3 separate regions of the Homo sapiens genome follow, and regions 2 and 3 are each linked to region 1. The links are chromatin contacts, found by Hi-C or POLR2A ChIA-PET in ENCODE. All regions are on one chromosome and are shown on one strand. The core of a region is the stretch at or near the end of the contact, and the rest is flanking DNA. Distances in the headings are between cores, read along the strand shown. Region 1 overlaps ZC3H14 (zinc finger CCCH-type containing 14). Region 2 holds the start of ZC3H14 (zinc finger CCCH-type containing 14). Region 3 overlaps EML5 (EMAP like 5).

Region 1 (2,700 bases), core at 151-2,650:
GCTTAAAATATTCAATTCTGCTTTTTAATTTTTAAGTGAATTTAGTTTGAAAAGCATGATTATACAGGCCTCTCAGGCTGAGTGCTACTTTGGTAAAGTTCCCAGTTTTCCTGCCTTCTGTGACAGGATGAATGAGGTGGGTATGGACAGTGGAGGCAGCTGGAATGGCAAGTGCAGAAAATAGGAACAGTTCTATACAGTGCTCTCATTTACTAATAACATAATGCCTTCTAAATAATTTTTTTGGGAAACTACATTATCACAAAATTATACAAATTTTTTTACAAGTATTTACATACTGTATCTGAAAACAGACTTTAAAGTCACAAGATTATAAATGTACATATATATTCTCACATTCTGAAAAATAACATTCTCAGAATCCACAGAAAATATACTTAGTTACTACTGAAGATAATTTTTGAAATGTAAAAATTAGATTTAAATAGTATATTTTAAATGACAGAACTATAATTACAGAGATCAGATCAGATAGGTAAACTGCAAGATAGATAGGATGAAACTTTTGGCCTACTGTATTACTTACAGAGTTTTTTTGTGTGTGGTTTTTAAAACTGTTAAGGCAAGAAGTGTCAAATGCTTTAGAGTTAAATAACAGATCACTGATTTCAAAGACTTGGTGTATAGTGTTAAAAATTAAAGCTTAAAAGGTGGTTAGAAAAGTGGATTAATGCAAAAGGGGTAATAAAGACTGCAACATTCTCAGGACCAAATTAAACTGCTAAAAAAAAAAAAAAAGTTCATTGACTTGCTTAGTCGTATACTCAAATGATGATAAACCTACATGTGCAAAGGCTCACGTTTAAGATTGTCAAGCCAGCAGTCTACTGTTGTGTTGCCATTGCTTTTCCATTGGGAGAAGAAAGAATTAACCAGTCATTAAACCATTTGGTAAGTTGCACTTTGCTGTGCTGATCCCACAGGAAAGGCTTGAAACACGAGAAGCAGCAAAGACAGAGCACACAAGTGCATAAGGCTGTTGTCTTCGGCTTGGGTGAAATGACAGTTCCTCTTCATTCTAAAGGTTTACTCCATTGAATTTAAGGCATTTGTTCATTCCAGTGTTGAGATGCTTTGCATCTCTGCAGAAGAAATTTATTTTAAATTGTTTAAATATCTGGAAATACTTTTAGCTATCATTTATAAAGATAGTTTTGTTCTCAGTTTCACTATAAATTATAGAACAAATGGGAAACAAGGGTTTAATTTAGTTCAGCCATTTTACAAGGAAATAATAAAATACTAAAATCTGATTGTTTTTTGCTATTTAATAGCCACTGCCCAGACACATATTTAAGAGTTTAATCTTTCAGTTGCTATGGCTTATGAACAAGCTAAGGTTGACCATAAAACATTTGTTGGATGACGTGGTTTAAAATGATCACCACAAAAAGGGACCACAAAAAAAGGAAGGAAATGAGCATGGTTGGCGATTGGAAGCAAGGGTACCAGAGGGCACAGTGTGCTTTGGCATGCATTTTATACATAAAATGAATGGAACAAAAGGTGCCAGAAGTCCCAGGTTACACAATCAGGAGCTTAGATACTGCACACAAAAATAATTATCTGGGTTAAAAAAGTAAACATAGGGCAGATTCTATATGGCCTATCATGTTTCTTCACCTTCCCCTCGTTGCTGGCTGATACAGCGAGGTGGTCAGCTGATGACTACTTAGTCAATATGACCTTTAGTCGTGAAACTGACAGCAGCAGTGATTAAGGCTGACTTAATCAGGTTGGCCACTTTGAAGGACAGAAATGCAGTGGAAACAGTTTTATTCTATGTAGTTTACATGCTTAAGGTTACAGAGTTTCTACCTGCACTGTAATGGAAATATAATTTCTCTGTAGCCAAAAGCTGGCAAACTTGACCCAGAGGGAAAATTTAAAACTGCAGCAGGCTCAAATGTAGAGTATTTTTCTTTTTATGGGCAGGTTGTTCAGGGATTTTTTTCCTCCTTTAATTTATTGACTGACTGTAAATACATGAGTAGAAACTTAATAGTCATGTATTTCAAAATTTGGCTTAATTTAGGAGAATCCACTGATGAACAAGTACCAACTTACGTTTCAAGCTTCTTAGCCCCATAATCAGTCCTTCAGCCACAGCTATTTAGAGCTTTAAAACTACCAGGTTCAATCACTGGTTATGCTTTCTGTGATGTAATTTAGTCATTTCTATTTTTAGTATTAACCAAGTATTAGACACAGAAAATAGGTATTAAGAATCTTCATATATCCTGTCAGACCAAATGGGATTCCAGGAACCTAAAGCGATCTATTATGCTATAAAGATAATTAACACATTAAAAACTCATAGGGTCAATACAGCATCTTAAACCTCACACTTAGAAAAATATATTTTTAAATAGCAGTCTACATAATTTTCAATCTTCAGGAAACTACAGATAGGCTAGACAGCGAATTCCTGAATGATGAGTAGTGATCTTTGGCAGCATTTAAAGTGAAAAGAAATAAGGATCTAAGAATTCAGCCCTAATCCACTAAAAAAAGGAATTCTAACTGACAAGTTTTTACAAATGGAGTTGGGCTCATTCATTTTGGAAATAAACCTATGGAGTGGCACACATCTAAACAAATTTTCCCAATAGAAAAAAGGCTATAAAAATTTTATTCCAAGAGTGATTAAATTGTATAATGTTGTATATGTGAATTTAA
Region 2 (2,700 bases), core at 145-2,644, 51 kb before region 1:
CAGGGTCTCACTCTCTCATCAAGGCTGTAGTGGCATGATCTTGGCTCACTGCAACCTCTGCCTCCCAGGCTCAAGCAATCCTCCCCTCTCGGCTTCCCAACTAGCTGAGACTAGAAGTGCATGCCACCACGCCCAGCTAATTTTTTGTACTTTTGAAGAGACATGTTTTTGCCATGTTGCCCAGGCTGGTCACGAACTCCTGGTCTCAAGTGATCCGCCAGCCTAAGCCTCCCAAACTGCTGGGATTACAGGCATGAGCCACCGCACTCAGCCAGAAATGAATTCTTGCTAACAACCTGAATGAGCCTGAACATAGATTCCTCCTCAGTCAAGCCTCCAGATGAGAATACAGCCTGCCTGACACGATTGTAGCCTTGTGAGACCCTGAGCAGAGGACCCAGTGAGGTTGACCCACGGAAACCATGAGATGATAAACGTTTGTGTTTTAAGCTGCTAAATTTGTGGTCATCTGTTATGCAGCAATGGATAACAGAGACCACTCTCAGGAATTAGTGGATATGAGGGAGAAAGGAGACCTCTCTGTGCTTCCTCTGTTTCCCAGGTTTTGTGATCAGGGATAGGGAGAATTCGGCTATTGATACAAATAGGGGAATCAACAGTAGTAACCTATTGAGTGGAGGAAGGGGAGATGAAGGCGACTTCTGTCTAAGCGCTGAGTTGGGAGAAAATAAGAGTAGTTACTTAGAATTTGGGAGTGGGGTTTGTGTGAGAATTCAAGGCTGATGGAAAATTCGGTCATTATCAGCACAGAGTTGACAACTTAAGTCCTAAGAACAAAAGTGTTGTCCCACGGAGGGTGTTCAGAGAAGCAGGAGGATGGGATTCGTCTCGGGGAGAGGCCACGGGTGGCCCTGGAAGAAGGAAGGCAGAACCAAACCCAGGAGGGCCAGTGTACTGCAGAGTCAAAGAGTTGACGGATTGGCTCTGTTGCTCTGGATAGTCCATTTTCCCTTCAAGGGTAATTGCAGTGCAACCTCTAATGGGCAGACTCCATTTTACAGGTAAGAAAAGTTGAAATACCTGGACCGATACCATACTGACAGTAAGTGAGGGCTGGATTTGAACTCGCGTCTCATATCACAGCCCAAGATCTTTCTGCTACACATTTAATTCATTCTTACCATCCAAGAGAGAATAAAATGAATAAGCGGAGGGCCAGCAGAGAGACTAACGAAAGGTCCCCGAGGTGCCCGGGAGGCGGAGCTGCAAGACCACCCGCACGCGCACGCCGCCGCCCTCCTTGCCTGAGCACAGGTTTCGCGGGTAGAAGGCGTGCGCAGGCGCGGACACGGGCGCATGCGCGTTCACTCCGGCGCGCAGTGCCGGCCGGGGCGGGGATACGCCGTGTGCGCGGCCGGGGGCGGAACGGAGGAGGAGGCGGTGGTGTCCCGGCTGCGGGGTAGGAGTCCGCGGCAGCCTCCGGGTAAGCCAAGCGCCGCGCAGTGCTGAGTTCCCGCACGCCGCAGAGCCATGGAGATCGGCACCGAGATCAGCCGCAAGATCCGGGTGAGGCCCGTGCCGGTCGGGGGTGGGAAGCCAGGTCTCGGCGAGCGGGCGGTTGTCAGGAGTAACGGGGACTGTGGGCCCGGGTGGACGCCGCGGCCTGGCCTCCGCTGGACGCTCCTGGCGGGCTGCGGCTCCTCCTCGTCCAGGCCGCCTCGGCCCTGGGGACATTTGCGGCCTCGGAGCGTGGCTGCGGCTGAAGTAGCCGCCGGGAAATGGAAGGACAGGCGCAGGCCCGGCTGGAGCCACCACCGCGGCGCACGGCGCCGCTTTGGATCCGCTGCGGGAGGTGGGCGCCGCGGGGCTGGGGCTGGAGCTGGAGTGGGGTGCGGGGTGGGGGGCGGTGCAGGCGAGGCTCCTCCCAGCCCCCGCCCGGGGGATCCGAGGTGCGCGCACCAGCAAAGTGGCCTCAGCCGCTGCAGAGTCCGGTCTTGTTTTCCTAGAGCCGCCTTTCTCACATGCACGTTTGCTCTTTTTCTCTCAGAGTGCCATTAAGGGGAAATTACAAGAATTAGGAGCTTATGTTGGTAAGTGTTTTTTTGGTTGTTAGTCTTACAGAATTTAGAGTTTGCAGCTAATAGAATTTTAGTGAATGCGTATTTCTCACCGTACTTTGGACATTGGGAGAGACTCCCTTCTACCTTCTTCAAATCTTATACTCCCTGGTTACTTCTTTATCATCTTTTTGCAACCTTGTTTTTTTTCTCCCAAACCTCCTTCTGTTATGGTGTTTTGAAATTTAGTTTCCTCCGTTAAGGCTCTGTTTGACCGAATTTTATTTTATGTTTTTCCTATTCTCTCTCTCTCTCATTTTAAATTCTAGGGACGGGTCTCGCTACGTTGCCCAGGCTGGTCTTAACTCCTGGGCTCAAGCAATTATCTGACCTTAGCCTCCCTAGGTGCTGGGAGTGCGGGGATTACTGGTGTGAGCCACCATGCCTGTTTAAAGTTTCCTATTCTTGTTACTTTCCTCTTGACATTTGTTTTTAGAACTCTGATGTTGGATGTGAATGTTTGATGCTTTCTGGCATTTGCTTCTGTAATGGTTCAGTGAGTTTTATTTTCCGATCTCTTTATGTTTTCCCTCTCTCTCTGAAACAGTAAGGCTTTTTCCGTCTCTTTATTCTTTTATAATTTGAGTGTTTACTCTGGGTCAGGTACTGTGCTTAACTATTG
Region 3 (2,700 bases), core at 52-2,551, 54 kb after region 1:
GATAAATTAATATCGTTCATTAATGTCATTAATGATGTTAACATTCGTAAAAATAAGGGTTAGTGCTGCATTGATAAACACAAAAAAGGGCTTACCCTAACAGCAAGGGTTGCAGCAAACATATTCAAAAGCCCTAAGGATTTTGGTATCTTGTATGAAATCTGATGAGGAAAGGACAGGGTATATACAGAATGAAAAGTTATAGCATAAGTTGAGAACAAGTAGTCATTTAATTATCAAGCATACATTGGAAATGAAGAAATCTAAGATGTGATTTCTCAGATTTGAGAGTCAAGAGATGATGATGACCTGGAGCTGGGTGGCAGCAGTGGAGGTGATAAGAGGAAGGATTTGGATATATTTCAAAGATAGAGCTGGCAGAACTTTGACCAACTGGATGTGGGGTGAAAGGCGTCAAGGGCATGGTTTTGCTTGAGTGGTGATGCCATTTACTGAGATGGGATAAACTAGAGGAGGAACCACCAGTGCTTAGTTCTGTACAAATTAAGTTAAAGATGCCTATGAGAAGTTCAAGTGAAGACATGAAGGAGACAATTTAATATATGAATCCTTTTCAGGAGCTGCATATAATGTTTGTTATATGTATATCTTTATTTGTGTATATTAACTATTTGACTTTTCTCTCCTTTTTCTCCTTCATATTTTATACAAGTTTGTTGGAGGTTAACTTTACAATTTTGTGTTAAAAGAATATTCCTTGTGTTAAAAGAATATAAGACCGTGACTAAATTTGAGAATAGCGTAGGTCTTCTCTCTTTAGGGGTGAGAACTACTTCACTTGTACCAAGGGTAGCTGCATCTCTTTGGGTAGAAACATAAGGTTAGTTCTGTGATTGTACTGAAGTTCAAATGTGTGTATAAAGGTTCATGTGGATCCTGACTAGCCAGAGGGGAAGACTGTGCTGGTTATTAATTTATTGCCTCTCAGTTCCAAATCTGCCACTTTGGGCCTCACAGACTTTTTTGCTAGCTTGCCAGTAGAGGGAGCTGGAGAGACACTACAAGGCCAAAACAGAAGTGACTCCCTTCCTCCAGTGTGCTGTTTTACTAACAGAGCCCGGGCACTGGCATGAAGGGGGCCTGATGGCATTCACCAGAGTGGCAGCCCCAACTGCCTCTTTCAGCAAGTTTCTCCACCATCACTGTAATGGCTCTAACAATTTAGCTGCAATTTGCGGACTTCAGGAAGATTCTCTGGCAGGAGTCCTCACAGTTCAATGATTTTGCCCTAGGTTAAGCTCTTCAAGCAGTGGTTCTGACCATTCAGCTCTGGCCTGCTGCCTCTGGCAAGCTTCTCCTTCACCAAGTGACTACTCTCACTGTTCCACTGAGGGCTGCACCCTCTGGCAAGCTTTTTCGCCACAAGCTCACTGAATGTTCTGGTGGCAGCCACACCATTTCCAAACAGGTCTGAATCACCTTTAACTTGTTCACTCTCCCTTAGTACTAGGGTTGCTGCTTTCTATGGTGGCTACCTCTAAGGCTTTTTCAGTAGGTAATCACTTTTTGCTAGTTAGCAATTCTTTTTATTAAATTCCCACTGTTCAAATAAGCCTTGTAGTCTCATCTTCTGACTGGACAGTGACCGACTGAATCTAAAGTGTGAGTGTACATATGAAAAGAAAAGTCCGGGGAGAAGCGCTGGAGCAGTCCTAAATGCAGAGTGCAGGAAGAAGAGATAGCACTAGCAAAGGAAACAGAAAAAGGGAGTCAGTGAAGTAGAGAGAAGAAACAGACACGCACGGGTTCCAGAGACAAGTGAATAAAGTATTTCAGAAAAAAAAAAGGGAATGATAAATTGTGTCACAAACTGCTGTGAGGTGAATACACTGAGAACCAGGAAGTGATCAACAGATTGGCAGCAGGTTAAATGGACAAGTAGGGAAAAAAGCCTAATTGGAGTGGGTTATGGAGCTACTGTCATGTGAACACACAGAGAAGGGCGCCTCAACTATTTTGAGGAGTTCTGCTACAAAAGAGGGAAGAGAAACAGAATAGTAGTGAGGTCAATTATCACAGTTCCCTGTTTTACTCAATGCTTATTCTGCTGGTTGGGTGCAGGCATAAAGCAGGTAGAAAGTTGAGTTTAAGGGAAGATTAATATAGTAAGTATCCTTTAAAATTCATAGCTGAGATCATTGAAAAATTAGAAACATTTTCTAGTTATCAAAATTAAAAGGGGAGCAGAAACCCAGAGCAAAAAAGCCACATTTGGAAGGGGAGGGGCCAAGAAAGCCAACTAGAAACAGCTGTGGTCAGAGGCTCCCACCAAGAAGACCGAAAACGGCAAGTGAATCCTGCACCAGCAACTGAGGTATCCAGGTTCTCTCATTGGGACTGACAAGGTGGTTGGCATGACCCATGGAGAGTGAGGAAAAGCAGGGTGGAGTGACAGCCCACCTGGGAGCTGCACAGGACAAGGGGAGCTCCTACTCCCAGCCAAGAGAGGCAGTGAGTGATTGTGCTATCCTGCCCGGGAAACCACACTTTTTCCATGGATCTGTGCAACTGGTGGATCAGGAGATCCCCTCCGTGAGCCCATGCCACCAGTTCCTTGAGTCCCAAGCATAGAGCTGCACAGATTCTCAGTGGCCACTTAGCTACAGACTGCCGAAGACTACCAAGTTCCTGGGGGAAGGGACGGCTGTCATCACTTTGGCTGTCTGCTGCCTCAGATGA

What was found. A loop is a pair of places that touch in the nucleus more often than their neighbours do. ChIA-PET counts read pairs that join two places held with the same protein, here RNA polymerase II (POLR2A). Pooled maps may share reads with other maps.
Region 2: a loop to region 1 is called in a map of endothelial cell of umbilical vein, with 2.0 times the contacts of the local background. The contact joins the promoter of ZC3H14 here to the enhancer-like site in region 1. A Hi-C loop is called at or near these places in 7 of 168 maps with a recorded cell type or tissue (A673, HepG2, MCF 10A and 4 more), 10 of 37 single-sample maps with no recorded cell type and 8 of 50 pooled maps. POLR2A ChIA-PET finds 5 or more read pairs at or near these places in 5 of 52 experiments (GM12878, IMR-90, K562 and 2 more).
Region 3: a loop to region 1 is called in a pooled map, with 2.3 times the contacts of the local background. The contact joins two enhancer-like sites. A Hi-C loop is called at or near these places in 3 of 37 single-sample maps with no recorded cell type and 2 of 50 pooled maps. POLR2A ChIA-PET finds 5 or more read pairs at or near these places in 1 of 52 experiments (activated T-cell).

The regions. Positions count from the first base shown.
Region 1 is chr14:88,612,236-88,614,935 of GRCh38, forward strand. It overlaps ZC3H14 (zinc finger CCCH-type containing 14), which reads left to right. Exons shown (of 17, transcript NM_024824.5): 17 at 1-2,700. EML5 (EMAP like 5) reads right to left here. Exons shown (of 44, transcript NM_183387.3): 44 at 196-2,700. Among named protein-coding and RNA genes, the nearest start is that of ZC3H14, 51 kb to the left of the region's middle. Within about 2 kb of position 1,401, at least 6 of the 41 ENCODE cell types and tissues checked have a DNase peak (open chromatin) inside an H3K27ac peak, as active enhancers do; they include PC-3 and endothelial cell of umbilical vein, where a contact is called at or near this core.
Region 2 is chr14:88,561,643-88,564,342 of GRCh38, forward strand. It overlaps ZC3H14 (zinc finger CCCH-type containing 14), which reads left to right and starts at 1,395. Exons shown (of 17, transcript NM_024824.5): 1 at 1,395-1,527; 2 at 2,009-2,051. The coding sequence starts at 1,492. RefSeq lists a silencer at 1,184-1,893.
Region 3 is chr14:88,666,638-88,669,337 of GRCh38, forward strand. All of the region lies in intron 21 of EML5 (EMAP like 5), which reads right to left. Among named protein-coding and RNA genes, the nearest start is that of ZC3H14, 100 kb to the left of the region's middle. RefSeq lists an enhancer at 1,758-1,937. Within about 2 kb of position 1,302, at least 6 of the 41 ENCODE cell types and tissues checked have a DNase peak (open chromatin) inside an H3K27ac peak, as active enhancers do.